Linked DNA regions of Homo sapiens: regions 1, 2, 3, 4, 5 and 7 are each linked to region 6. The links are chromatin loops, found by intact Hi-C in ENCODE. Cell type or tissue: heart right ventricle. All regions are shown on one strand.

Evidence for each region. A loop is a pair of places that touch in the nucleus more often than their neighbours do. Peaks named below come from ENCODE experiments on the same cell type or tissue, not always from the same donor. Only the 100,000 strongest peaks of a DNase experiment are listed, where the experiment ranks them.
Region 1: a loop joins it to region 6, with 4 times the contacts of the local background. A loop is called at or near these places in 56 of 110 quality-filtered maps.
Region 2: a loop joins it to region 6, with 13 times the contacts of the local background. A loop is called at or near these places in 65 of 110 quality-filtered maps.
Region 3: a loop joins it to region 6, with 8 times the contacts of the local background. A loop is called at or near these places in 76 of 110 quality-filtered maps.
Region 4: a loop joins it to region 6, with 2.9 times the contacts of the local background. A loop is called at or near these places in 23 of 110 quality-filtered maps.
Region 5: it touches region 6 in a loop (11-fold over the local background); 76 of 110 quality-filtered maps call a loop at or near these places.
Region 7: a loop joins it to region 6, with 13 times the contacts of the local background. A loop is called at or near these places in 12 of 110 quality-filtered maps.

The regions. Positions count from the first base shown.
Region 1 is chr3:52,932,666-52,936,665 of GRCh38, reverse strand. SFMBT1 (Scm like with four mbt domains 1) reads left to right here. Exons shown (of 21, transcript NM_016329.4): 5 at 1,765-1,853. Among named protein-coding and RNA genes, the nearest start is that of STIMATE-MUSTN1, 37 kb to the right of the region's middle. RefSeq lists a silencer at 1,639-1,933 and an enhancer at 3,038-3,207. In heart right ventricle, a CTCF peak has its summit at 1,830; a DNase peak (open chromatin) is centred at 1,841.
Region 2 is chr3:52,740,880-52,744,879 of GRCh38, reverse strand. It overlaps NEK4 (NIMA related kinase 4), which reads left to right. Exons shown (of 16, transcript NM_003157.6): 11 at 575-641; 12 at 1,419-1,528; 13 at 3,381-3,469. Among named protein-coding and RNA genes, the nearest start is that of NEK4, 28 kb to the left of the region's middle. In heart right ventricle, CTCF peaks have their summits at 2,078 and 2,277 (motif pointing left); no DNase peak of the experiment used is centred here.
Region 3 is chr3:52,850,013-52,854,012 of GRCh38, reverse strand. STIMATE-MUSTN1 (STIMATE-MUSTN1 readthrough) reads left to right here. Exons shown (of 10, transcript NM_001198974.3): 3 at 1,315-1,410. It overlaps STIMATE (STIM activating enhancer), which reads left to right. Exons shown (of 8, transcript NM_198563.5): 3 at 1,315-1,410. Among named protein-coding and RNA genes, the nearest start is that of MIR8064, 5.5 kb to the right of the region's middle. In heart right ventricle, CTCF peaks have their summits at 2,241 and 2,447; no DNase peak of the experiment used is centred here.
Region 4 is chr3:52,834,364-52,838,363 of GRCh38, reverse strand. The region is part of intron 8 of STIMATE-MUSTN1 (STIMATE-MUSTN1 readthrough); the gene reads left to right. MUSTN1 (musculoskeletal, embryonic nuclear protein 1) reads left to right here and starts at 3,345. Exons shown (of 3, transcript NM_205853.4): 1 at 3,345-3,424. The coding sequence starts at 3,416. STIMATE (STIM activating enhancer) reads left to right here. Exons shown (of 8, transcript NM_198563.5): 8 at 1-1,631. RefSeq lists an enhancer at 745-914. In heart right ventricle, no CTCF peak of the experiment used is centred here; DNase peaks (open chromatin) are centred at 2,105 and 3,403; H3K4me3 peaks cover 1,307 bases; H3K27ac peaks cover 3,371 bases.
Region 5 is chr3:52,843,726-52,847,725 of GRCh38, reverse strand. It overlaps STIMATE-MUSTN1 (STIMATE-MUSTN1 readthrough), which reads left to right. Exons shown (of 10, transcript NM_001198974.3): 5 at 2,785-2,897; 6 at 3,928-4,000. It overlaps STIMATE (STIM activating enhancer), which reads left to right. Exons shown (of 8, transcript NM_198563.5): 5 at 2,785-2,897; 6 at 3,928-4,000. MIR8064 (microRNA 8064) reads left to right here and starts at 1,174; the gene lies at 1,174-1,263. RefSeq lists an enhancer at 2,741-3,241. In heart right ventricle, CTCF peaks have their summits at 1,625 and 1,846; a DNase peak (open chromatin) is centred at 2,385; H3K4me3 peaks cover 362 bases; H3K27ac peaks cover 3,368 bases.
Region 6 is chr3:53,070,985-53,074,984 of GRCh38, reverse strand. It overlaps a transcript of RFT1 not described here. Among named protein-coding and RNA genes, the nearest start is that of SFMBT1, 27 kb to the right of the region's middle. RefSeq lists enhancers at 1,823-1,942, 1,435-2,052, 2,293-2,342. In heart right ventricle, CTCF peaks have their summits at 1,916 and 2,137 (motif pointing right); DNase peaks (open chromatin) are centred at 1,584 and 2,144; H3K4me3 peaks cover 1,432 bases; H3K27ac peaks cover 1,405 bases.
Region 7 is chr3:52,769,034-52,773,033 of GRCh38, reverse strand. NEK4 (NIMA related kinase 4) reads left to right here and starts at 2,094. Exons shown (of 16, transcript NM_003157.6): 1 at 2,094-2,380. The coding sequence starts at 2,288. RefSeq lists enhancers at 1,963-2,012, 1,800-2,317 and a silencer at 2,173-2,282. In heart right ventricle, a CTCF peak has its summit at 2,046; a DNase peak (open chromatin) is centred at 2,033; H3K4me3 peaks cover 1,999 bases; H3K27ac peaks cover 1,898 bases.

The sequences.
Region 1 (4,000 bases), 140 kb after region 6:
GGGCTTCTTGCAGAAGTAGCTGAGTCCTGCACTAGGTCAGGCAATTTCCTAGATGATCCTGGAACATCTTGTCATACCAAAAAGCAAAAAAGTTATCAGTGGCTCTTTACTAGTGTCATGCCAAAAGGTCTCAGGAGCCAACCTGAAGAGACTGCCTCTGGTTGAAGATAGAGTGTCGTAAGGACAACAGCTGTAATGGCTTGAAATGTATTTGTTTTAATGTATGACTTCATAGTGAAATTTTGAAACAAAACCCTCATTAGCCACTCTTGGAAGATGCCTGCCAATCAACTGTTTATTTTAAAGGGTGGTAAATATAGAGAAAGAGTAAAGACAATCAAGTATATGTTCAAAGAAAGCCTTCTTTCTATGAAATCTACCTCAGCATAATCAAATAGTTGATGTAGAGAAATTTTTCTTTATGGAAGTTCTTTGGTTAGTAAATGAAGAAGGAATAATACAATTAGAATATCACCATTGAGCCCGTAATGAATCAGTGCATCTATGTAGTAACCGTTAAAAGCTGCTAATGTCACAAAGGGAGAGACAGCCAGACCATATGTGCCTCTTCATGCTCTTGAGGGAAGGGTATAACTTATTCCACTTGTGAAGTATTCTTTCACCCTCACCACCCCGCAAAGTCTAACCTGAATTTGATCAAGCTTCTAGCTCTAAATACTGATTTATGGCAAATACAGGGAACAGTAGAACAACTGGTCACCACAGGGACGTAACCAATGAAATCAGACTCTAAAAAACTCCATAGAGAACAAAGGCCAGGTCTCAATAAATGTGGAGTAAAAAAAGAGAGAGTAGGGACACGGGAGGGGAGGAAGGAGAAGAAACCTACTGATGAAAAGAAATCAAGGAGACATTTGCAATGCGTGCGTCTCACTTGGGTCCTGATGTAATCAAACAAATTGACAAAACTGTTTATGAGACAATTGGGGAAGTTTGAACATAGACTGGATATTTGATATTAAGGAATTATTGTTAATTTTTTAAAGGTATGATGTTGTTATTGTGGTTTTGTAAGAAAATATTTTCTTTTAGAAATATGTACTAAAATATATATATGGATGAAATTATATGCTATCTGGAATTGTCTTCTAACTGATCCTTGGTTGGGCATGGGTGGAGTGTGAGGGTATAAGCCAGGCATTGGCAAATTATCTGTAAAGGGCAAGATAGTAAATATTTTAGGCTTTACTAGTCATACAATCTCTGTCAAAGCTGCTAAAACCCTACCTTTGTAGTGTGAAAGCAGCCACAGACAATATGTAAACAAATGGGTATGGCCATGTTCCAGTAAAACTTTATTAACAAAAACAGACAGCAGGCTGGATTAAGCCCTCGAGTTGTAGCTTGTAAATCCTGGTTTAGATGAAACAGATTGGCCATGAGGTGACAGTTGTTGACGCCAGGGCACTTAGGATTCATTAGATCATTTTTCTTTTTGTATGTTTGAAAGTTTCCATCATAAAAAATAAAGTAAGGTACCTTCTGGGTAAAATTATAGGAATAGGTAGTTGGGACTATTCTCTTTGTTTTGTATACAACTCTTAATAAACTAACCAGAAAGTAGCTCCATCTAGAGAAGCATTTTTGGTTTTATTTTGTTTTATCTTTTCAAGCTCTCAAGCAGTATGTTGGACTCTTAGATCTTAAAATGTGAAATACCTTTAAACCATCTCCACTGATTTCGGTTTCTCTGCATTCTGTGGCTGGCATTTTGAGTAATCAGTCATTTATTCCCTCATCTAGGCATCAGAGATAAAGTATCTGACTGGGATGAGTTTCTGCGGCAGACCCTGATAGGAGCATGTAGTCCTCCTGTTCCGCTGCTAGAGGGCGTGAGTATTACTACATGCCACATCAGCATGGAAAACCCATCTGATCTTTCAAAGAATCTTAAAATCGGTTGCTTATTTACCACTCTGAAGAAAATAAACGTTATTATTAGAGACATAGGCATAGGTATTGGGAAGTTTAAACTTACCCTCAGAGGTTGCAAACTGGTGGCTTGCTTAGTGCCTAAATATTTTCTGAATTAGTTGCTAACACATAAAAAATCTAATTTCCCAGATTCTTTTATACAGTTGGAAAATAGGACCTTCTGAGGGCTTTCACTCTGAAACTGAGCAGAGGTCGATTCTGCTTGAGGGTGGACATTTGTAACTCCCACACCAGGTGACTTGGAGTCCCCCCAACCCACCCTTTTTTTTTTTTTTTTTTGCTTGGAACACATTGGATCTATTGCACTTCTGCCTTCCACCTGCTTTTCAGCAGTCCTTTTAAATTAGTGTGGCCTTTAAGCTTGTTAGTGAATATAGATCTCTTGATTTTGTGAAATGGATTTATTGGTTATGACATTTCTAAGTTATATCTTGTCACTTTCTGTCATACTGGTAAAATTATTTGTGGCATATGTGAAATGCAATGTATGAAGGTTCCCATCCCTCTACTTCCTTGCCAACACTTGTTATCTTTTTTATTATAGCTGACTAAGTGGGTATGAAGTGGCATCTCATTTTGATTTACATTTCTGTAATGACTGTTGATGTTGAGTATGTTTTTTTGTGCTTATGGGCCATTTCTGTATCCTTTTTGGAGACATTTCTTTGCCCATTTTTAAATTGGGTTGTCTTTTTATTATTGAGTTGAATGTATTATGCATTCAAAATATACATGCATTTCAAAATATTGAAAATATGTTTTCCCATTCTATGGTTTGTCTTTTTATTGTTTGCAGCGTAAACATTTTTTATTTTGATATAATCCAGATTATCTTTTTTTCTTTTGTTGCTTGTGCTTTTGGTATCATATCTAAGAAGGCTTTGCTTAACCCAAGGTCAAGAAGATTTACTCCTGTATTTTCTAAGAGTTTTATGGTTACATTTACTTCTGTCATCCATTCACATTCCCTTTTAAATTTTGATTGGTGAATACTCTATTTCAAACTGGTTTTTATTTTTTATACTCTGACTCATTTATTTATGCTTAGCCAGGGCCTTATACATACTAAAAACTCAGTAACATTTTAATGAATGGATGAATTGATAAACTATTCTACTCTTTTTTGACCATGACTCTGCCATGCTGACTTTTAGCTCTAAATCTTTTCCTCCACTTTTTCATATGTCCCTTTGCATATCTGGATATGTAAGTGTCACAGAGCAGTTTTTACTAGGAAAAAAATGTAAGGTTGTGTATTAGAAATGATTAAGTGATAACTTGATAATGAATTTCTTTTCTTTATTGTAGTTTTTAATATACTTCTAGATAGTGAGAGTTAAACTTTTCCTTTCCATCACTGTAATCAAAAGCTTTTACTCTGTTCATTTGAACATTGTTGTGACATCAATAAAAAACCAGAAACAACTGAAATACTATCTGTAGGTAACTGGATAAATTATTGCCCATTTACAATGTAAAATATCATAAAATACTATAAAACATGAGGAAGAGTTATATGTGCTATTATAGAAAGATACCTATGATGTACTAAATGAAGAACAAATTAAGAAACAGTATACAGTGTTTCCATTTTTCAAAAAATAGGAACAGACAGACTGGCAGAGGTGGATATTGACTTGTATGGAGAAAAAGAGTGTATGCCAAAGTGTTTCTTGTGGTTCTTTCTTTGAGGTGGGATTACAGGTGACTTTGACTTTGACTTTTGTTTGATTTTTTCTCTTTAATGATGATGATGGTATTTTGATATTTGCTTTTTTTAAATTTTTAAATTTTTTATAAAGACAGAATCTTGCTCTGTTGCCTAGGCTAGAGTGCAGTGGCATGATCTTGGCTCACCATAACCTCTGCCTCCTGGGTTCAAGTGATTCTTCTGCCTCAGCCTCTCAAGTAGCTGGGACTACAGGTGCCTACCACCATGCCCGACTAATTTTTGTATTTTTAGTAGAGACGGGGTTTCACCATGTTGGCCACACTGGTCTCGAACTCCTGACCTCAAGTGATCTGCCCACCTCAGCTTCCCAAA
Region 2 (4,000 bases), 330 kb after region 6:
TGCCCTTCCAAAAATGAGCACCTCCCAGAAACGAGGGCTGTGATCATTGTGATCATTTTTCACTAGTAGCTATAACCCTGCTGTGGGCTGGTTTCCAATGGACACTCCTCTAAGTCCAGCGCAAGACCTTTTTTTTTTTTGGTCTTGCTGTGTCACCCAGGCTGGAGTAAGACCTTTTTCTTTTTTTTTTTTTTTTGAGATGGAGTCTTGCTCTGTCACCCAGGCTGGAGTGCAATGGCGCGATCTCAGCTCATTGCAACCACCGCCTCCCAGGTTCAAGCAATTCTCCTGCCTCAGCCTCCCGAGTAGCTGGGATTACAGGCACGCACCACCATGCTCGGCTAATTTTTGTATTTTTAGTAGAGACGGGGTTTCACCATGTTGGCCAGTCTGGCCTCGAACTCCTGACCTGGTGATCTGCCCACCCCAGCCTCCCAGAGTGCTGGGATTACAAGTGTGAGCCACCGCATCCAGCTCAGACCTTTTTCTTAATGCTGAATGATACATCATGGATTGTAGGTGTTATAAAAATAGCAAGTAGGAATGGAAGTGACTCTGTGACTTTCTTTTAAAGGATCGACCATTATCAGCCAGAGAGAGGAGGCGACTAAAGCAGTCACAGGAAGAAATGTCCTCTTCAGGTAAAGTTGACTTCTTTTCTTCATCTAATTGGCAGTTAGGGGTATGGTTCGTGGACAGAAACACTGGTTCTAACTATGAGAGGTTGAAACTTTCCAGCAGCAGTAAAACATGTAGGAAATCGAGTTGGAAAAGATTTTGAAATTTCTTAGTCAAGTCTTTTAAGAAATCATCATAGGGTGTTGAATGTGGTTCAAATATCAGAGGAGGGGGATATTAAAGAAATAACAAGAGGGCTTTGAGTGGCAGTAAGTCCTGGGAGGTTTCAGACCAGAAATCAAGTGAATGTTTAACTTTTTTCCATGTCCAGTGTCCACTGTTCAGTGAATTGCTCCCATCTTAGGAACAGAGGGAGGTTGCTTGGGGAGTGGTGCTGCCGTAGGCTGAGGGCTATCATTCTTTTTAATATTTTTTAAAGATAGTACTAGCAGTTTCCATTTATTGAATGCTGACCATGTCTTAGGCATTATGGTAAACATATTAAGGGTATTATCTCATTTCACATTTACAGTACTGCCAAAATATGCAGCATTATCCTCATTTTGCAGCTAAGGAAACAGAGGCTCTGAGGAGTTAAGTAACTTGCCCAAGGTCACAGAGCTGGTGGACCTAGAGCTAAGATTTCAACTGAGGTGTCAGACACCAGAGAAATGATAAATATGCTGTTTGACTTACTTTTGGGCTAGCTCCTGCTGGGGTATGTTCCATACCAAATACAAAGCCCTTTTCAACTGGGGCAGCCCACCACAAACAACTACTGGGGATGTTTGCCTTTTCAGGCCCTTCAGTGAGGAAAGCGTCTCTGAGTGTAGCAGGGCCAGGAAAACCCCAGGAAGAAGACCAGCCCTTGCCTGCCCGACGGCTCTCCTCTGACTGCAGCGTCACTCAGGTGCATTACGTACTCCTAAGAGAGAAGGTGGACAGTCTACATCTGGCAGGCCTAATGCAGTAAACCTTTTAAATGTCAGCTCCATTTATTTTTGGGACAGGGCCAGCTTGTTATATCTTTTCACTCTTGATAAAGAAAGGAACTGGTAAATAATAGTCAAAAGGATTATGATTGACCCATTAAGGGAATAAATTTTTCAGGTACTCTTGTAAACAATTGATAGCCTAATTAAAAATATTTCATAGGTTGGTCTTAACAGGACTTCCTGGCCTGATGCAGTGGCTCACGCTTATAATACTAGCACTTTGGGAGGCCAAGGTGAGAAGATTGCTTTAGCCCAGGAGTTTGAGATCAATCTGGGCAATATAGTTGGACCCTGTCTCTAAGAAAAAAAAATTACCTGGCAAGGTGGCGCACACCTGTAGTCCCAGCCACTCGGGAGGCTGAGGTGGAAGGATCACTTGAGCCCAAGAGGTTGAGGCTACAGTGAGTTGTGTTCACACCACTGTGCTTTAGCCTAGGTGACAGAGCAAGACTCTGTCTCAAAAATATAAATAAATAAATAAGTAAATAAATAACAGAACTTTCTAAGGGCTTGCACTAGGCAGCACTTTGCTCAATCTGCTGTGATACCAACATACCCATCTGTGTCGCCAGATTTGAGTCTCACTTGCTAATCATTCCTCAGTTTCTTATTTGTGTCAATGTAGTTTACCTTCTTGCCTGTAGATGATGTAGGGACACCATCTGGTGGCTAAATGGGTAATTACTAGGTTTCTAACCCATGTTCACCTCTCTGTATAATACTCTGGGAATTCTTCCTGTTCTTTGAAAGTATTGGATGTATTATTTCTTTAACTATATCATTTAGTTATTTCACTAATAGAGGCTGCCTTCCATATCTCAGAGTTGTAAGGTTTATGTGTATTTTTAGGTGATCCTTTAAAGCACTTTAACAGTCTCACATTAAGAGCAAGCTGAAGCTGGGCATGGTGGCTTGTGGGTGTTATCTCAGCTACTTGGGAGGCCAAGGAAGGAGGATTGCTTGAGCCCAGGAGTTTGTGGCCAGCCTGGACAACATAGTGACACCCCTGTATCCAAAAAAAAGAAAAAAAAAAAGACAAGCTGAGTTTGCCTAGGTAATTTAAAATGCCAACATTCCTATAGAACAAGCCTTCTGCTTAGGAGTTGATAAACCAGAACTAGCCATCCACTGTCCTCTGGAAATTTCTTCACAGCTGAGACTCTCCAGGACCTTTGTAAAACTTCACCTTGGGCAGGCGCGGTAGCTCATGCCTGTAATCCCGGCACTTTGGGAGGCTGAGGCAGGCGGATCATGAGGTCAAGAGTTGGAGACCAGCCTGGCCAACATGGTGAAACCCTGTCTCTACTAAAAATACAAAAATTAGCTGGGCGTTGCGGCACGTGCCTGTAATCCCAGCTACTCGGGAGGCTGAGGCAGGAAAATCACTTGAACCAGAGAGTCGGAAGTTGCTGTGAGCCGAGATCGTGCCACTGCACTCTAGCCTGGCGACAGAGCAAGACTCTGTCTCAAAAAAACACAAAAATCAAAACAAAAAAAAAACAAACAAAATAAAAAACTTCATCTGATGTTCTTCAGTTATTCTTGTGGACTTTATGAGTGAACTGGGATATCACGGGTAAAATCACTTCAATGTTTTTTTCTTTTTGCCACAAATCATATGGGAACAATTTTTGTATTTGTTAGATTCTCCTGTTATATTGCACCTAGGAACGTATTGTGTCTAGTTGTTGCATCTAAGACTGGTTCAAGTATCACATTCTGGTTGTGTTGTCATGTAGAATTTTAATTCTTCCAAACATTTAATAGGAAAGGAAACAGATTCATTGTCTGTCTGAGGATGAGTTAAGTTCTTCTACAAGTTCAACTGATAAGTCAGATGGGGATTACGGGGAAGGGTAAGTTCTTGTTTTTCTGTCTCCCTTTATAAACTATTTCTGTTTTAATGAATATTAAATGTGCATTTTCAGTAGTATTTAGATCTCTAGTATTCCCACTGATAAAATTATAAATGGTTTGTGGCATATGCTGGAGCTAAAAGTGTCTCTTCTTTTTTTTTTTTTTTTTTTTTTGAGACGGAGTTTCGCTCTTGTTGCCCAGGCTGGAGTGCAGTGGCACAATCTCCGCTCACTGCAAGCTCCGCCTCCCGGGTTCACACCGTTCTCCTGACTCAGCCTCCCAAGTAGCTGGGACCACAGGCGTCCGCCACCATGCCCGGCTAGTTTTTTGTATTTTTTTAGTAGAGATGGCGTTTCACCGTGTTAGCCAGGATGGTCTCGATCTCCTGACCTCGTGATCTGCCCACCTCGGCCTCCCAAAGTGCTGGGATTACAGGCGTGAGCCACCACGCCCCGCCTGGCCATTATTTCTTCACATTTTTTTTTTGGACTTCTTCCTGCCCTCTTAGGGATTCCAATTACATGTATATT
Region 3 (4,000 bases), 220 kb after region 6:
TTTTTCCTTCGTGAAATGGTGGTAAAGCTTCAGAAGTAGGTTCTAAAGACAAAACTCCAAAATAATACATCACTTGGAAGGATACAGTCAGCTCTTCAAGACAGCACTGTGTCCACAAGAAGCTGCCTGTTTTAGGCTGCCTTGGGCTTCTACATTTCCTAACAAAATAGCCATTTTATCCTTCAGAGGAAACGTCAGTAATCACTGTGATAAAATTATTAAGCGTGTACTTGTTCTTAAACGTGTTGCTGGCGAATTTGATAATTCTTTTTATTTTCCCCCCGTTGATTTTTCTCAAACCCTGTTAACTTTAGAATGTGTGACTCCCACCTCAGGGCTGGGGCAGGACCTGGTGGGAGACCTAGCTTTGGGGCTCTCTTGAGTCTTACATACGTTGTCCTTTGGTAACTCCTCCTTTGCAGTGAGTCTAGGGAATGATTTTCCAGCCACCGTCGCTGGGTTGGTCTGGATAATCTCTGCAGTCCTGAGACCCTGCCCAGCTGGGCGGCTGTGAGAGACAGCCATGACCAAGAGGTGCCTCGACCACAGAGGAGAATGGCTACCTGGTGCTGGTGGTGGAGGACATACTGAAGGCACACGCTGTCTCCACCATGCTCCTGTCACATGGGTCGGGGTTAGCTCCTCTCAGAGATTAACACCCTTGTTTTTTCTTTTTTGAAATGCTTACCATCTAGTCCAGGGGCTGGCACACTACAGCCCTCAGGCCCGGTGTGTATGATTGGAATAGCTGTGTCTATGACTGCATCATTCTCTAGCGGCAGGGCTGAGGAATTGAGACAGAGATCATATGGCGCACAAAACCTCAAATATTTATTCTTTGGTCCTTTACAGAAAAAATTTGCCTACCCTGATCTAGCCCATTGTTTAAATGGCAGCAGCTGAAATTTCTTTAGGGATCCAGCTGCAGTACTGGATTTGTGCACGTCTTGTTAATTTCACACATAATTTAGCTCATTGTGAGTGAAGTTGAATGGGAGCTCTTTAAAATAGAGGCACCTTGGGCTTCATCACAAAGCAGCGATTGAGCATTTTATTTTGAAGTAAGAAAAAAATTTAAAACGTATTTTAAATATCAATCCTTGACCTTTTAGGGTTTTCAAAGGCAGTGTTATTGAAGGCTTTGAAAGGTGGCTGAGATGCCAAGCCTGAGTTAGTGCTCAAGGCCCCAGGAAGAGATAACCAGTGATTGGAAGGTTGGGGTGGCTTTCTTCCTGTTTCAGTCTTCTCGTTTTCCTCAAATTGGATATTGCGCTCCTGTCAGGCTAATAACCAGTGCTGGTTTATTTTGTACAGGTTTTTAGACACTTCCAAACAAGCCATAGGAATGCTGTTCATCCACTTTGCAAATGTATACCTAGCAGATCTCACTGAAGAGGACCCTTGTTCACTGTAAGTGTTCCCTATTTGAGTGCAAACATCAGCTGCCCCTCCATTGAAAATATAGGCTGGCCTTGCTTTCTGCTGCTGGTCCTGCTCCCTCTGGCTTGGGGAGAGGGTGCTCCCCTTTTCCTCTGTGCTCCTCTGAGAGACCATCCTGTACATGCTGTCCTGGAGCTCACTTACACAGCTATCAGTTGGCTTGTAGGGCTTTGCGTGTTGACACTTTCCCCATGCACTGGCTTTCTGTTCATCAATCCAAGTTCTGTCCTTTGATTTTCTAGTGTCCTTATGTCTCCCAGTTTCCAAGCCGCCCCTGGCAAGGAAGGATAATGCCCTACAGGAGTGTCTCTGCTCTGGAACCAGGACACACCAGGGCTTCTCTGTGGCGTCAGCCATTCAGGGTCAAAACTGTTGTTGACCCTCATTGACCTCTTCCACCTTATCATTGCAATGTGCCTTCCATGCAGCCCCCAGAGCAATCCATCTGTGACCTCAATCCGGCCATGATATTCTGTCCTCCTTGCTGATGGCACCCACATAGTGCTTCTCTTAGCAGGTGGAGTGGCAGAGGAGGCTTGCCTACCTCATCCTGGCCCCATCTTCTGCCTCCCTTTGTCCTCATAGCAGCCTGCCATATATTAATGGAGACTTTGATCATCCCCATTTTACAGTGGTGGAACTGAGGCACAGAGAGGTTATATATACTGTAAGTTCACACCGCTCAGGAGTCATGGAGCCCAGCCAGTCTGGCTTCCAGGGCCCACATGATGCTTTGCTGTCTGTCAGAATCATCTGTGTTGAGGATGGAACATAGAACTTTCTCTCTTTATTCCCAAGGCATGGCACACAGTAGGCTTGTAAATGTTTGCTAAGTGAATGAATGAAAGTAAGGTCTGTATGTACATCACATGTCCTTGTTCTCGCAGGCGTGAGATGCTTTGGACACAAAGTATCTGAGAGCAGCATAGCCTCAGGCCAGAGGGAAATTGCCTTGGAAGCAGTTGCTGCTCCTGCCATCTCTGGTCTAAGAGTGACCCCTTGTGATTTTACAGAGGAAGGGCAGGCAGGAGAAATGCCCCCTCCCTCTTTTCACTGGTTTTCCTGCTGACCTACCCTAGCACAGGCTGCGCCCTCTGGCATCAGAGTGCTGTGTGCACATCACCAAAGCTCCAGCCCAGGATAGGAGGCTGTGAGACTACACAAAATGTCTCAAGCCTCAGCAACTGGAAAGCTCACCACACCTGGAGTGTGTGGTGTCCTGCAGCTTACCTGCAAGGATTTCAGAGCCACATGGTATCGTAGAGGGTCAGTACTGGACCCAGTGCCCTTGTCTCCCACTCTGTCTACCATGGAGAGCTGGAGCTTGTGGTCAGCAGTGCTCAGCTGGATCTGGGTACAAGGCCCTCAAGAGAGGGTGAGTGGAAAAGGGCCTTTCTTTGGTGAGAGAAAAAATTTTGTGTCGGATGGAAACAGACCGTACAAGAACACAGTTCATGTGGTATGCCCTTCAGAGCCTCCTCCTCTCACTCCCCCAGTTATCTTGCCTTTTCCCATGGGGAGTAAAGCTCGCTCTTTAAAGTGTAGGCCGGGCACGGTGGCTCAGGCCTGTAATCCCAACACTTTGGGAGGCCAGGGTGGGCATATCCCTTGAGGCCGGGAGTTCAAGATCAGCCTGGCCAACATGATGAAACCCTGTCTCTACTAAAAATACAAAAATTAGCTGTGTGTGGTGGTGGGTGCCTGTAATCCCAGCTACTTGGGAGGCTGAGGCAGGAGAATCACTTGAACCCAGGAGGCGGAAGCTGCAGTGAGCTGATTGCACCGCTGCACTCCAGCATGGGCAATAGAGGGAGACTCCATCTCAAAAAAAGAAAAAAACAGTGTAAAAATATTACTTATGCTTGACTGCAGATGGGGATGGGCGAAGGCCATGTTGCCCTGTCCTCTTTGTCTGCGAAACCCGAGAGGCTGTTTTCCTGAACCTCTCTGGTGCAGCAGCACTGTTCTGGGCCTCCTGGGCTGGACTGTCAGGGAGTGAGCAGAATCATTGCCTAGGTGTTTCTGTCATCAGTTAAGTTCTGTTTCCTGTTGATTTCCCTGGCTGCTTCCAGGTACTCTGTCTTCCATTGAACCTTCGCCTGGCAGAAGCACTGGCAGGTTTTTGTTTTGTTTTGTTTTTTTGAGACAGAGTCTTGCTGTGTCACCACGCTGGAGTGCAGTGGTGCAATCTCAGCTCACTGCAACCTCCACCTCCCGGGTTCAAGTGATTCCCCTGCCTCAGCCCCCCGAGTAGCTGGGACTACAGGTGCGCGCCACCACGCCCAGCTAATTTTTTTGTATTTTCAGTAGAGACAGGTTTCACCGTGTTAGCCAGGGTGGTGTCTATCTCCTGACCTCGTGATCCACCCGCCTCGGCCTCCCAAAGTGCTGGGATTAGAGGCGTGAGCCACCGCGCGCAGCCAGCACTGGCAGTTTTAAAGTGTCTTTGTCCCTCACTCACCTCCCTCAGGTGGTCGCACTCCTGATGAGCTTCAGCACATGGTAGTGACAGCTACACTGGCACATGAGGGCTCCCAGCCCCCAGAATGGGCCCAAACAA
Region 4 (4,000 bases), 240 kb after region 6:
AGCTCACAATTGGAGCTTCATGTTCAGTCTTGAGCTCCTAATGTTTCCAGACAGGGCAGGGGATAGGAGAGCCATAATCTATGAAAGCTGTGAAACAAACCCTGGGTTATATAGATCTCAGATGGTCTCATCTGAAGGCTTTGCCCACTTCCCAGTGAGCAGAGGGTTTGGGGAACAAAGAGGTAGCTGAAGAGTGGTGGTTTTTCCCTGTATCCTGATTTTCAGAAAGGGCTTTAGTCTCTGAGCTGTGGCTAGTAGCTGGCTGGCTGACCAGGGGACGGGGGTCTAATAGGGTGTCTGACCATAGGACACCTCTCGTGTTTGGCCTTCCCTTTCTTGTGTGTTTGTGTGTGTGTGTGCACGTGCACGTGCACACACATGTACACACACAAATCTGTATCCCCAGGAGTGCCTCCTGCAGTCACTGGGGGCTCTTCCGTGGTGCACCATCCCATGAGAGCAGATCAGAGGGCTGTGGTCAGGACTTCCTCCCGAGCTGCCCTCCCTCCCTGGGATGAGTTTCCTCTCCACCTGCTCCAAGGTGCCTTACGAGGTGCAGCTCTTCACCTGGCCACATGGCATCCATCACCGTGTTGAGAAATGGTGGGACGTTGGCTGGATATTGTGTGCTATGAATCTGATTTGTCCAAATCTGGACCTCAGCCAAGCCACCTGTGGTGGAACCTTGCAAGTCAAGGTCATGAACAAATTTCTTGTAACTATTGGAAATAAACTAATGAGGTAGAACTGTCATATCCAAATGGAAGAGGTGGTTGGTACTGTTACTTCCTTTTGCTGTCAGAGGGTTGTTGACAATGGCAAGGGGGGATGTTAGTGAGATCCAGGTGGTGGTGGCTTCTTGGTCCACTCAGCTTGCACACATGCAAGAGGAGGGTCTGTGGCCCCTCAGCCGTGCTGGTGGCCTCCTTCCTCAAGCTTTAACTTGTGCCCTCCCTGGCAACAGGGAGTCATGGGTTAATGTCACCTGTCATGCCTCTTTCTTCAGGGAAAATATTAAAAGGCTCAAATCCAAGCTGTGACTTCCCTTAGACAGTGTAAGCCTGTAGGGTGCAGCCCCAAGTTTATGTCCAAAGGCTGCCTCAGAACCCTGGAGGGAGCAGCGCCCAGCTGGCAGCTCACTCTGCCCTTGCAGTTCACTGGCCTTTTCGCAGCCAGGCTAAGATAGGCAGTGCAAGGAGCTTCCCACTGGCCAGAGCAGCTGCCTTGTAGAATGTGGGGCTGGCTTTTAGAAGTTTCACACGCTTGCAGCTAAGAGTGCAGAGCTCTCTGTTTTACTTCGTGAAACATTAGCAGCTCTGAGGGGCTTGGCTTTTGGTAAGGGACTTATGGTCTGACTTGCCACAAGCACCTTGAGCTCCTGGGTTGGTTGGTGGTTGGTTGGTTGGGTTGTTTTAAATTTGATTTTTCTTTTCCTGAAGTTTGTTAGAAGTCAGACCTATGCAAGGAAAACCATGGCCCACTTCAGCAGCCATCCAGTGGGGGTGCTTAATCGGTGGTGGTAGGATTCATGGAAACGTTTTTTTGAAATGAAAGAGAAGATGATGTACTTACATTGTAAAATGGTTTACAATAAAGTTTGGCATCTTATTACAGTTTTTTTTAAAAAGAAACCATCACATTTGTGGTTGTGGTTGTGGGTTCTCTGGAGTTGAAACAGCTTGGCAGGGTCAAAAAAGATTCCCCTGTGAATTAGAAGGTTCTCCCCAGGGACCAGAGTGAGAAGGAACCTTACGAAGCCTCATGGCAGGAGTGGGAGCCAGCAACTGCCCAGTGAAAAGCCAAACATGCTCTTGCCATGTCCATCTCCACTTCTTCGCTAGTGAGAATTAAAGCAAGTCCGTCTCTGAGGAGGACATCGTGTTGGGGAGGTAGAGTATAAGCAGTGAGTAGCCCACATCCTTGTCCCTGAGGCTGCGGGGCTGGAAGGAGGTCCCTGGGCAGAGCCGCAGCATCAGGTGCCATCTGCAGGGGCACCCCTGGAACTAGTGGAAGGCCCCCACAAGGCCTGGCCTGCCCTCAGCTGCCTCTTGGCCCATGTGCCACATCCTGGGCATTCCTCATGTCAGCACTTGTCTCAGATCAAGCCTGGCAGTCCTCTCATTGGCCTCCTGGAGCCAGGGTGTCAGGAGGGGGATTGGGGTGGGGTTCAAAGTATGACAGCAATGGAGTGGCATTTGGGATAACCAAATGTCAGTGCCTGGTTGAGTTCCATCTGCCTGGAGCCTTCGAGGATAAAAATAATCTCCATCATAAACTGAAAAGGACTTAGATATGTGTGTTACTGGGAGGGCTGCGACCTATGCACACCTATTCCCCATACCCACCCCAGGCGTAGGCTCCTGGCCTGTGCCCTGGGGGATCTTCCCCTTGCAAGGAGGGGTGTGTTAGGAGCTTCTAGCAAAGGAGAGCTAAGTGACCTTCCGGGGAGCCCTTGGGCCTGTTCTTGTCTCTGCAGCTCAGTATCTGGAGTGGGCTTCACTCTCCCCCACCCTCTTTGAGCAACTGAAACTGTCCTGCAGGCCAGCCCCCCTGCGGTGGCCTCACCTACTCGGAGGTGAGTAGGCTCAGGCCTGAGCCTGAGCCTGTTTCACACCTCTGTCTCATCAGTGCTGTCACCATCGAGCATGGTTTCCTCCCTGGTCCTTTCCAGACCCCTTACTCCCCCCTCTCTGAACTTGCAGTTGGAATAGGATAGAGGACAAGGACATCAGCAAAAACATGAGCAACTCCCCAGGCTCCCTTTACCTCACTTTCTCCACCTGTGAACCTGTGGTAGCCCCTCTCTGAGTTTGCTGCAAGGGCCCAGTGAGCTTGCCATAATCAGACGCAGCAGACACGGGAAGCTCCTGCTCTGCCACCATGCAGGGATGGAAAATCTGTCCACTGGAATCCAGGGGAAGGGATGGAAGAGGAAGAAAAACAAGCTTGGAGCAGTCCAACCCAGCTAGGGCCCTCCATTCCCTCAGGGACACCCCACACCCACCCCACACACTGGGATGAACCCTTGCAGAGGAACAATTCAGATGGTCACACATTCCAGGACCCAAATCCGTAAACACAAAGCATGTCCGTCAGTGCCAGCACCTCCCCCCGGCGAATCAAGCAGCTGTCCCAGAGGGCAAAGGGTCTCTGCAGCCATCTGCTTTCATCAGGGCTGCAGCCCCCAGGCAGCAGTACTGGGAGCCCCTCTCATCTCCGAGAATAAACTCTGAAGCCAGCGACCCTGCGGACCTGAATCATCAGGGAGCCTGTCAGAGGAGGGGCAGTGACTCTGCGGGACAAGCAAGCAGGCTATATAAGTTTCAGAAGGCTGGGCTCCACTCAGATCTTTTCCAGCAGCTGCTGCCTGCCAGAGAGGCGCCTTCAGAGACCCAGCGCTTACACAATACCCACCATGTCCCAGGTAGGAGGACCCAGCAAGGGCTGTGTTGATGCCAGAGGGAGTGGAGGTGGAGTCCTGGACACTTTCGGCTCTGGCAGCTGTGTCTTGATCTGAGCCCCAAGCATGAACTGGAGGCTCTGCAGCCCTTGGGAGATGGGGGCTCAGGGAGGACCCCCTGAAGAACCCCTCTTCTATGTGGCTTTGGTGGTATTCCACGGTTTGTTAGGAGGAGTGGAGAGAAATGTTGGGGGTGGGGGGGGCCTAGATAGATCTTTGCATGTGCCTGTGTGTGTGTGTGTGTGTGTGCGCATCTGTGTGTGTGCTGCCGATATAGCTCAGTGTGTAGAGCTTTGTGCATTTGTAGCTATGGGCCCGGCAGCCATGCACTCTGTGTGTGGCCACACACATAGGTCTGTCTGTCTCTGTGTATGGTATATGCATGAAGCTGTATGTGTGTGCACATGAGGCTGGAGGGACACAGCTGGATGCATCGCTGTACAGGGGTATAGTGTGTTGCTCTGAGGAGCCTGGCCCAGGCTGAGCGAGGAAATACCTGCACCTGCACCCAAGCACAGGCAGGTCTCAGACTCACAGGCG
Region 5 (4,000 bases), 230 kb after region 6:
GCTACACACTCACAGGTTCCAGGGATTTGGATGTAGGCAACTGTGTGGGGCTGTTATTCCACCTCCCACACCTGTTATCCTGCCCATCCATTTGAGGAAGAGGTACCACAGCTCTCTTCTCATGTAAATGAAGAAGAGGGGCTTATTTTTCTAGGATGTGTCTTTTGTTCCTAGAAGAGAAGGCCAAGAGTTTGCTGATGAGAATGCGGGACTCAGGGAAATAAGCCACACAGCCCCGGCGGTTGAGACCAGATCCAGGTGACGCATGGTGTCTGCACTCTGATTACCAGGCCACTCTTTCCCATGTGGAAGCCCTGACATCTGGGTCACGGTGCTTCATGGGTCTTGCTGCCCATCCCTGGCCAAACTCTCCCTTTTGAAAGCCTCTCGCCACAGATGTGTTCCCTCCTTTTGGCCCCTATTGCTGTGACTTCTACTGAGGAAATAATTAAACCCAAACAAAACACCCACATGCCTGAGGTTGTTCATTGCAGTAAAAAGCAAGACACACAAGGTCCAGGTGCAGTGGCTCACACCTGTCATTCCCAGCACTTTGGGAGGCTTAAGCGGGGAGGATCGCTTGAGCCCAGGAGCTTAAGACCAGCCTTGGAAACAAAGCAAGATCCCGTCTCTACAAAAAAAAAAATTTTTTTTAATTAGCCAGGCACATGACATGCATTCTTAGTCCCAGGTACTTGGGAGGCTGAGGCAGGAGGATCACTCAAGCCTAGGAGTTTGAGGATACAATAAGCCGTGTTCATGCCCCTGCACTCTAGTCTGAATGACAGAGTGAGACCCCATCTCTAAGAAAACAATAACAGCAATGACAAAGCAGGACATGCAACACTGCCTGGCATGTCTGTCCTTTAAAGAGGAGACTGTGGGGGACATCTGAAAGACTCGCAAGTGAAACAGGAATCAGGAAACACAGCAGCCACGTGTGCTTCTCCCAACGGTGGCTGCGTGAGATCTGGGTTCCCAGAGGAAATGGTGTGCCAGACGGGGTCACAGGTGCTTTTTCTCTTTTCTCACGTTTCTGAACTTTCTTATTTTAGCATCTAAAGAGGCAGCTGTAGCTAAGTTGTGTAGCAGAAACCTAGAACACTGGGGCAATGTGAGGCGTATGGGAGGAAAAGCATTTTCCTCCTTGTCAGTCACTTAAAACTGAAGAGCAGATGGAGTGAGCACACTGAGCGAGCGGACATCCTTCCATAGTAAATAAGCGGTGCCGCGCGCTCCGCTGGCTCCCAAACACTCCAGTCCTCACAGAGAGATTTCCTAGTGGCGCTTTCTGTCCAACTGTCCTCAAACCTACTTAATTACTTAATGGTTTCTCACAAATAAGTTCATCTGTTGTTTTGAGAACTGTTCTCGATAAGGTTAGGTGACTTACCGAAAGGAAAAGGATTGCAAAACTCATTAACAACCTAGCAAGGAGGGATTATGCTTATGAAATGGGTTTTTTGGCTCAAATGTCTCCTATCCCTTAAGTGAAAGTAGAAAGGAAGACCTCAGAAGAGGCGACTGATGTGTTTCTGCCACACTTCTCCCAGGGTTTTCCAGAAAAGGGAATGGCCTGGTGTTTTGTCCATTGCAGCTGCATAAAGTCATTCCCTTGTGTACAGCTGACAGGCTTGGGCAGGGCATGGGCCTCCAGCATGGGTGCCCAAACAGGGATTGCTGCAGAAACAATAAAGCCAAGTGAGAAGCTGGAGATATCTCTTTGGACCAAATTATCTTCTCATAGCCTGGATTACGGCCTTTACCCCCCAGCCTCCCGCCCCCCCGCCACCCCCAAAATGCTACCCTGTACCCCCTCTTCTGGCCAGCTGTGGTAAGGCAGCTCTGGCAGAACTTCCAGGGTGAGCCCCAGGCAACCTTCCCACATCCCACTCTCCCCTGGGTCTCCCACTTTGGGGAGGCCTATGTGGCTCCCAGGAGCCACCCTAGGGTTCTTCATATCACAGGATCATTCCCTGGAGGGGCTGGTCTTCTCTCCGTTCAAAATGTCCTGGAGGCATTCCAAGGCCTGCACATCCTCCAGCTTGTACTACTAGGTCCCTCGGTTTCTCAAGCATGGTGACTGAAGGGGTCCCAGATGGACCTTTGTCACAGCCCTGGGCCCCGGCCCATCCCTCCCACCTCCTTGCCCCAAGGACTTCTCTCTTCACTTCCTTGTCCCTGGCCAAGGTGTTTGGGGTGACCCATGCTGGACAGGTAGAGTCCAAATTCCTCCAGAGTCACGTTTCTGCTCTCAAGAGGCTGAGGTATCAGGGATGGCCCGGGGAGTTGGGTAAGGGATGGGAGGTGGGGAGGTGGGAGACAAACAAAGCGACTGGGTCCTGCTTCATCATCCACAAACATCAGTCCACTCATGGACAGAGAAGGGAGGGGCAGCCCCGCTGTCACTGGAAAAATCAACAACGGATAAGAATAGCAGTCTTGCTTCATACAGCTTCTGCTGCCAGCCGGCAGAAAGAACAGCTTTTCTGAGCTCCAGCAATGAGCACTTCCTAACTTTAGTGCTTTTTAATCCTATCTTAGAATCTCTTAAAAGAAAGGCCATTTTAGTATCTTCAAATAAGGAATTCTCTGATTTTATTTAAAATACTGCATTTGTCTGTTAAGGATGAGGTAATCCTTTGGACTTTTGGGGGGGCTCATTAAGTACCTTTAGAGCTTTAGAGCCAGTGTTCTGGGGTGCGTGTGGGGGAGTGGGGTGGGGACATCATCTCACTCAGATGCCTGGGCCCCATGTGACTAAGCACCCGCCTGTCCCTGCAGGAGACCCTCTGCAGTGTGGAGCCTGGGTCGGGCAGTGCGCTCTTTACATCGTGATCATGATTTTTGAAAAGTCTGTCGTCTTCATCGTCCTCCTAATACTTCAGTGGAAAAAGGTTTGCTTCGTCCCTGCATGAGCAGCTCCTTGCCACGCTGAGCAAGCAGCACTTCCTCCCCATCACCCACATACGCCAACTCTAGGAAAACCAAACTTGTTTTAACTCTATGAATGTGTCCTGCATTTGGTCTGATGTGGCAACTACTCCAAAGAGCTTGTCAATTCTTAGCATCCATCCACTTTAAATGTCTGTTCTAGATGAAGCCTTGGGATGTATAAAACTAATGAAATACAGTCCCTGCCCTCGGCTTGCTACCATCTGATGGTGGTTTTTAGGCCTTGCGACAATACATGTTTCTACATCGGCAAACATCCTGTCACACACCTCTCTTGGCTGGTAGTTTAACTGAGCCATGTGGTGCCACGGGCAGCTTCCACAGTCTGTGACCTTCAGTGTGCCGATGCCCTGGCCAGCCCACGGGCTCCCCAACCGTGGCTTCCGCCCTCTGACCCCAGTTCTGTGTAGATAAACCCCCACTCCTCATCCCCGAATGCCCACATGAGACCAGCCAGAAGCTTTGAGAACAAGTGGCTCAGCTTGGCCTCCTTTGGGTTTTATTTGTGTTTGGATTTTATTTAAGAAAATAAGCCAAGGCTTTTCAGTGCTGTTGTCTTTTAGGGGTGGTTGAGGTGTGGGATTTCTGTTAGAAAGTGGTCTGGGGCCTCATTGCTGGTGTCTATAATGAGCATCCACTGTGTTCACCCCTCCAGCCCCCTGAAGCCCACACTCCACTCTCCCGGTGGGCACTGCTTGCCTTGCCCTGGCTTGGTGGCTGTAAGCCCACTGCACTTTGCAAGTCCACACTGAGGGGAAAGCTGCCAAAGCACCAGATGCTTAATGTGGTCTCCAAGGGTTCCTTGTGGACAGTCTCATCTGGGAACCCTAGGCATGAGGTGCTGCTCCCATTGGGCTTTGGAGGAAGCGTCTTAAGCTAAGGCTCCCTCAGGGCCTATGGGTACCACCCACCCACCCCAGGCACACTCTCGGTGGCCTCTCCCTACCTCACTGAGTCTGCTTCTCTTTACAGGTGGCCCTGTTGAATCCCATTGAAAACCCAGACTTGAAGCTGGCCATCGTCATGCTGATCGTCCCCTTCTTTG
Region 6 (4,000 bases):
TCACTCTGGGGCTGGGGCCCAGACTACTCCAGCATGCAAGTTCCAGAGCCAGCCTCTTGCTAAGGGCCAGTCCCTGCTTCTCCCCACGGGCTAGACCCACCCCAGAGCAGCTCAGATTTGGTGCCTGCTTCTCTTCTTGCCCCCTAGTCCTAGCTGTTCCTGGCAGAGCTTCTGTCTTGAGCTTGGCCATGGATGTGGACACAGCCTGGCACATACCCTGAGTGCGGTCTAAAGGATCAAGGGACACAAAGCCTCACCCAGAGAGTGCCAAGCAAAGCTGATACTTCTATTCATACGCATGCAGTGCTCAGCCTGGCCTCCTTCTTCCCACCAAGAATGAAGTGGAGCCAGCAGAGGGGTTGCCCTGCAATGTGGTCTCTGCCAACCTGGGCCCAGGCCTAGCTGGATAGGTGGTAGGAGAGAGGGCTGCTCAAGTAGGAAGGAGGTGAGCATCAGGACCCTCCCCTCCCCTGGACCTGCCTTAGCCCTGTTTTGATTCTGACCATCCAGTGCTCTGGGGACCCTGGAAAAGGTCCTGGCTCCAAGGTCCACCTGACCAGCCAAGCCTGGCACATCCATCTCTGTGGTCCCAGGATCTGGCCACAGGAGGGCTCCTGGACACGTAATACATGAATAGATGGAGTGACATAAAGAATTAATCAGTGGGTGACTTAGGCAGTGAGAACTAGGAGCAGAAGAAATGAAAGAGACCAGGTTGGGAGGGGGGATGCTGGTAGGGCCAGGTTTAGGGGAGCCTTAAATGCCAGGCTGAGAGGGGGTGTTTGTCAGGCTCCCCCACACCCAGCTTCTGCCCTGGCCCTGGGACAATTTCCGTCTTCCAGAGGGGCCAGTAGGGATCCTGGCAGATGTGGCCCTGATCACCTGATCCCCTCTCAGAGAGACAGAGACCCCAGGGCCCATCCCCCAGAGCCTGGCTCACCTGGGCCCTCGCAGGGCCTGCCTCACCGGGGCCCCGCAGACCTAACTGCTTCTGCTTCATGGTCTGTGGGTTTTCCCAGTCGTCCAATTAGTGCTAATTGGAAGCAGGAAGTGTGTGCATGTGTGGGGTGGGCCTGGAACTCCGATGTCCTTGTCAGAACTTCGAAGCCCTGTGCTTCCTGGGACAGGCTCTTCCCTAGAGCTTTGTGGTCTCCCGCAGGGCTGGGTAGGGTTGTTGGGAGCTCCCCGAGCATTGGGTATACTGGCTCTGTGCACAACGGGGCCTCTGCTCTCCAGAGGGCTCAGGCTCTCACCGGCCACCTCTTACCCCAGGTGCCAGTTGCCCCCAGGGCAAGGCAAGCTCATCCTTTTCACTGCCAAATCCTCTTCGCCCGGCACAGAGCTGCGGCTCTTCACAGTTTCACTCTAACAACGAAGGGAATGATGGGCTCAGGGCCTGGAAGAGAGGCGCAGAGGGGGCCTCCTGAACCCCTCACTGACCCTTGGTCCAGCCTCAGCCCGTGGCTCCATAAAGGCAAGGAAAGGCCTGCTTTATCTGACTGGCCACACACTTGTGCTTCCCTTGGGGGACAAAGGGTGCAGAGGCGCTTCCACAGAGGCGGGACTTCCGCTTACTTTCCCTCCTCCCCGTTTCCCCGCCCCCTCCACTTGCGGCACAGGTGGGGGTGTCCAGAGGCAAAGCCCCTTTTGTGTCAAGCCCCAGCCCAGGTTCTCTCCTCACCCACAGATGCTGGTGCGCAGTCTGACGGCAGAGGCTGTAACGGGGGAAGCATGGGATGTGGGCACATGGGGGAAGGCCCCGGAACCCAGCCTGGGCAGAGGCCGGTGCCCCACCAGGCTCTCTCTCTGCAGTGTTATGTCAATCATTGCCCACAGGTGCCCTCGACCTGGACACCGTCAGGCCTCCTTCGCGGTGGGCTGAAACCCTGTGGCACAGCCCAGGACCACCCAGCCCCACGGGCTGGGGGCTCACATCTGGAAGCAGGGCCCCCCAGGACTCAAAGGTGCTCGGAGATGAAGATTGCTGGGTGTCAGCTCATGGGGCCAGCCTCGGCTTCACCCCCAGGAAATGCCTGCTTGTTGCTGTGCGGCAGGCACTAGAGCAGGCAGAGAGGGCGGTGGGCTCCTCTGAGGTCGCGGGCGGAGCCCTGTGAGGAGAGACCTGGCCGCCGGCAGCCACTAGAGGGCAGGACCCTCCTGTGTGTTTCCTCCAAAGGGTTGTTGAGCAGATGAGCGGGACTGACAGGAAACAATGGAGCAGCCGCCCCAGGGTGCAGTCACCACAAGCCTGCTAGAAGGGCTCAGCGGAGGCTGCGATGCGTCCGAAAGTCCACTGGACCCTAGACCTTAAATGGCCTCCCTGAGCCTTTAGGCTTTTACTTCCTGGGAGCCCAGCCCTGAGCCAACAGAGACAGTGCCTGGCTCCTACATTGGCAGAGAGTGACAAGTCAGTGTCCCCTTCTTACAACATCAGTGGTAGAGGAGCAATTAGGAGAGCAGGTCCTCCAGCTTCTTCCAGGTGCAGTGTGGAAACAGAGGCAGAGAAGAACTCACCTGACCGCACCTACGAGGTGGGTAGGGACAGATACTTCTGAGAGTGAACCATCAGCCAAGCACGCCCAGCAGCCCTGGGGGGTCAGTGCATGTTGTCGGGTGCTACTTTTGCAGTTGGGGAAACTGAGGGTCAAGAGAGGCTGTCATTTGACTGAAGTCCTACAGCAAGGGTGGACCAGGGTTCCCGCCCGGGCAGGATGATGCTGAGCCTGCATGCAGGCTCCCACGCAGCCTTATCACAGCCTCATGTAGAGACGACCTCCTGTGACCTCGCTGACATGAGTGTGAGTGTGTGGGGACCCTGGCTGCCGCAGCAGGAATGAGGCAGCCTCTCTGCATCCTGACACTCCCAGGCAGAGGCCTGTCCTTCATCTGGACCTACCAACAGTGACGCCAGGAGCAGCTGCCTCTAGGACACGTGTTCCCCTGGGCCAGAGGAACTATGTGAGGAACCCATGGTGCATGCCATGACAACCCTCCTTTAGGGCCTCTTGAGGCCACAGTGGTGCTAAACCCAGGAAGTGGGTGCCAATTCAGGGGACCATTGGCAGCCCTGCTGCCCCTCACTGGGCTGTGCCTGCAGTCACGGGAGGCAAGGACCTGCTTTTGAGTCTTTGGCTTCACCTTGTTCTTACAGCCAGACTTGGGGCTCTCTACCTGGGGCTGGGGATAGGTAGTTCTCAGCCTGGGCAGCCCCAGGAGCTGCTAAGTGTCATATCCCTGGGGAAGGCCTGAGCAGTTTGAGGCTGATTTTGGTTGTCCCAATACTGCTGGGAACCACTGGGGAATGAGAGTGTCTTGGGGACCTATTCCTGGAGCCTGAGTCTAAGCTGAGCTGTGGCTCATAAGACTAAATTGCATGGAGACCCAACATGGCTGCTGGGCCCGTCAAGGGCTGGTGTCTGCTCTGGGAGGTAGCCCCATGGCTGGATCTTTCTCTATGTCCCAGGTCGGCCCCTGTGACCTGGGGCCAGTGTGCTGAAACCTGTGAGGATCAGGCATAGCGAGGAGGGTGGCCCCATAGGTAGGCCCATACAAGGGACTTGGGCAGAGTCCTGTCCTCCAGCTAAGTATCTGGGGCACCAACCTCACAGACTGCAGAGTTCACTCTCATTAGCGCAGGGGTCCTCTCAACAGCTTCAGTGACCATAGGGATCGGTGTACCCATTTCACAGATGGGGACACGCCGGCTCAGGTCTTACCACCCTTTGCCAACAGCTTCTTCACTGGTCTCCTTAGCTTCCGTTTTCCCTTTTCCTTCCTTGTTTTAAGCTTTCAAAAAAAATTTTTAGGCTGGGTGTAGTGTCTCCTGCCTGTAATCCCAGCACTTTGGGTGGATTGCTTGAGCCTAGGGGTTTGAGACCAGCCTGGGCAACTTAGTGAGACCCCACCTCTACAAAAAATTCCAGAATTTTCTTTCTTTACTAATTTAAACATTTTGGCTGGGCTTGGTGGCTCATGCCTGTAATCCCAGCACTTTGGGAGG
Region 7 (4,000 bases), 300 kb after region 6:
CAACTGATTCTCCCACCTCAGCCTCCCAGGTAGCTGGGACTACAGGCATGCGCCACCACACCCAGCTAATTTTAAAAATTTTTTGTAGAGAAGGGGGTCTCACTGTGTTTCGTAGGCTGGTCTCAAGTGATCCTCCCACCTTGGCCTCTCAAAGTGCTGGGATTAGGTGTGAGTCATAGTGTGTGGCCTCTAGAGCACTAACTTTAAAAAGCTACAATTACAAATCCTTCCTCTGTCCCTCTGAGATATATACCTATGTATTTCCTACAACCTAGGAATGTCTTTCTCAAGGACCTGAAATCCATTCCTTTGGAATGTAATCATCATAAAGGTAGGGCTCATGTCTCCCAGTCTATGTGGGAGAATAGAATCCTAACTTCCCTAATTGCCAGCTAGCAGACACAGTTGGCCTAATCACATTTACGCTAAGCACTCCTTTTAATTTTTCACTTCCCAGACTCTAAGTGAGCCCCTGCATGCTCCCCTGCCTACTCCCTTATTCTTCCTTTGGAATGCCCAATCACCCCTGCGCAAATGGAATGGAGTTCAGCTGCTTCCCCTACTGTCAGTAGTTACTGAATAAAATCTATTTTCATCATTTTAATGCCTGGCTTTGTTTATCTTTAATAATATCATTAACTAGAGTTCAATCTTTATTTATGGTTCTTTTTGTTTGGTTTTCTAGTGAAGATGAAATTGCTTTGAGTAAAATGTGCAAATACTAAATGTACCATTAGATAATTTTGACAAATTCATACACCCAAATCTCCTATCAAGATATATATCAAGGATGAGGAGAAATTTGAACCCCTGTGGATTGCTAATGGGAATGTAAAATGGTTCAGCTTGCTGTAAAAAATGGTGTGGTGGTTTCTCAATACATTAAACTAGAATTAGCATATGATCCAGCAATTTCACTTCTGAGTGTATACCCAAATGAATTAAAAAGAAAGCAGGGACTCAAACAGATATTCGTACACCCATGTTCATAGCCGAATTATTCACAATAGCCAAAAGATGGAAGCTATCCGTGTCCATGACTGCATGAATGGATAAACAAATTGTGGTGTATACATATAATGGAATATTATTTGGCCATAAAAAGGAAAGAGGCCAGGCACGATGGCGCACACCTGTAATAACGGCATTTTGGGAGGCCAACGTGGGTGAATTGCTTGAGCCGAGGAGTTCAAGACCGGTCTGGGGAACATAGTGACACCCTGTCTCTGAAAAAAAATAAAATAGGATTAGCCAGGCATGGACGTGTGTGCCTGTAGTTGGGAGGATGGCTTGAGCCCAGGAAGTCTAGGCAGCAGTGAGCACCATTGCACCACTGCACTCCAAGCTGGGTGGCAGGGCGAGACCCTGTCTCAAAAAAAAAAAAAAAAAAAAAAAAGGAAAAAAAGGAAGCGCTCTGGGAAAGGGAGGCTTTGGCTGGAACAAATGGTGAATTCTTTTGGCACCCCTGAGCTTTCTTGGGCAGGCATTTTAAAGGGGCCTAGGCCCACCTAGAGATCCGCCCTTAGGCTGTTAACTTAGCATGATGCCATGTTAGAGTTTAGTCAAGTCTCTTAGTGCAGTGGTTAGGGTAGTCGTTAAATGCTGAGGAGTCTTTGTAGTTCTCAATTAGCAGGCGAGTTTTTAGGGATGAAAGGTACTGATAATTTACTTTGAATGTATCAAAAAATAGGATGGATTGCTGGATGCAGAGACGGCATGTGATAAAGCGGATACAGCAAATGTTACTGGTAGAGAGTCTGTCACCCAGTCATTAGAACATGAGCTCCAGGAGGGCAGGGACTTTGTTGGCCTGGCACATAGGCGGTCAACAAATATTTGCAGAATGAACGAACAATACTTGTAACGGCCTTAGGACAAACAAGTGCACAAAAAGAGGAAGCTTTCCCTGACTCTGTTGTGGCGGGGATCCGGACGGTGGAACGGACGCACAGAAAGTGCGCGGAGCCTGGCGGAGTCGCTCTGGCCTCCTGGAGCCTCTGCTCTATGGCGGGTCCTCCCGGGGCTGCGGAACCTCTCTGGCCGCTCGTGGCGTCCGCTCTATGGCCGTCCTTTGGGGACGCAGGAGCATGCGCAGAACTGCTCCCGGCCCGGATCGCTATGGCAGCGGCGTCGTCGCGGGCCGGGCCCCAGCAATCCCGCCCGGGCCCGGCTGCCTCAACAGCCGCCCCCACTGCCCCCTCTCGGGCATGAACCGAGCTTCTTGTTGCCGCCCGCTGCCCTACCCGCCGCTGCCGCCGCATCCCGACTCTGGGCCAGCGCTGGGAACATGCCCCTGGCCGCCTACTGCTACCTGCGGGTCGTGGGCAAGGGGAGCTATGGAGAGGTGACGCTTGTGAAGCACCGGCGGGACGGCAAGCAGGTCTGCAGGGGTGGGGCCCGGCAAGGGGCGGGGGCGGGCAGAAGTGCGCCGAGGGCGCCGACCGGTAGATTAGGTCGGGGGTGGTCGCAAGAGGCTCATCTCGGATGGCGTTTCCTCAGGGAAATGGTCCCAGACCAAGACGAGGCCTGGCCTCCCTGTAATATGCGCCCAGAACTACTTCTACTTCTTTGTTGTGTTAAATTTTTTTCCTTTTAATTTTCATTTTCTTTAATTACAATTCTAAGTTTTATGTAAAAATTTTCAGTCTCTGCCTATCTACTTCTTTGTTGTACTAATTGGCATGCGTGATCTACACACCTTTCTCCCAACCCCGATACTCTCATGAGAGCCGGTATCATGCATTCCCAGGACTTAATACAGCGCCTAGCAAGCATTATTCCTTGAATGAAGGGCCCCAAACGTCTCTACTGTAGACTGCTGGATTCACTTAAAACTCGACTCATTTTCTTCCCGCCAAACCTTCTCTCATGTCTTCCGTTTCAGTGAATAGTGACACCAACCCACCAGTTGCCCAAGCCGGACACCTGGAGTCATTTTTAAGCCTCCCCACGCACCCCAACACTGATTATATTCATCTATCACTAAGACAATAGGCCTCCTCTCATCTCTACTGCTACCACCCCAATCCAGGACACCCTGTTGTCTCTAGCAAAGCTATGGCCACGGTTTCCCAACTGGTCGCCGCCACTTGACTTGCTTTTCTCCAATCCATCACTTTCACTGCAGCCTCAGTGATCTTTCTCAAATTTAAATCTGATGTTGTCACTCCTCTGTTTAAAACACTTTATCCCATTACTCTCAGGATAATGAACCAATTATTCAATGTGGTTTATTAATAGGGTGACAATATAATGTACAAACTGGGACAATTTTGAAACTGAAAGGCATTATTAATAGTTACACCAGGACAGTAGGACTGCTCCAGGCAAGCTGAGAAGAGATGTTCCCCCTAAATATAGGGCCCAATTGCCTGTTCTTCCTTGTCTCTGGTGCTAGTTGCTTTGCGTGGAACACAAGCTCATGCATAAGAAATTTATTCAGTAGGCATTGGGGGAATCATTGGATTTTGGGGCTGATGATAGGGAACTAGCAATAGCTAGTTATTTGAGCTTTAGTTTACACTTCACAAAACACATTTATCTATGTGTTGAAGAAATGAATTGTATGGTCTTTGAAATGATTGAGGGCAATGTATTAGGTATTAGAGGCTATTGATTTCTTTTAAGTGTGAATAATTTTGTATGCTGAAGATCAGTGACTATTAAACTTATGGGGCCATGGATCCCTTTGAGTATCTAACGTAATCCACAGACTATTCTGTCTGCAAATGTATAGTCAAGCTATATTTTATTCACCTTTTTGGGAGAGCTTAGATATTAAGGAATTTCTTTTTTTATTTTTTATTTTTTTTGAGACAGAGTCTTGCTCTGCCTCCCAGGCTGGAGTGCAGTGGTGCGATGTTGGCTCACTGCTGCAACTACTGCCTCCCAGGTTCAAGCAATTCTCCTGTGTCAGCCTCCCGAGTTGCTGGGACTATGGGTACACACCACCACGCCGGGCTAATTTTTGTATTTTTAGTAGAGACAGGTTTCACCATGT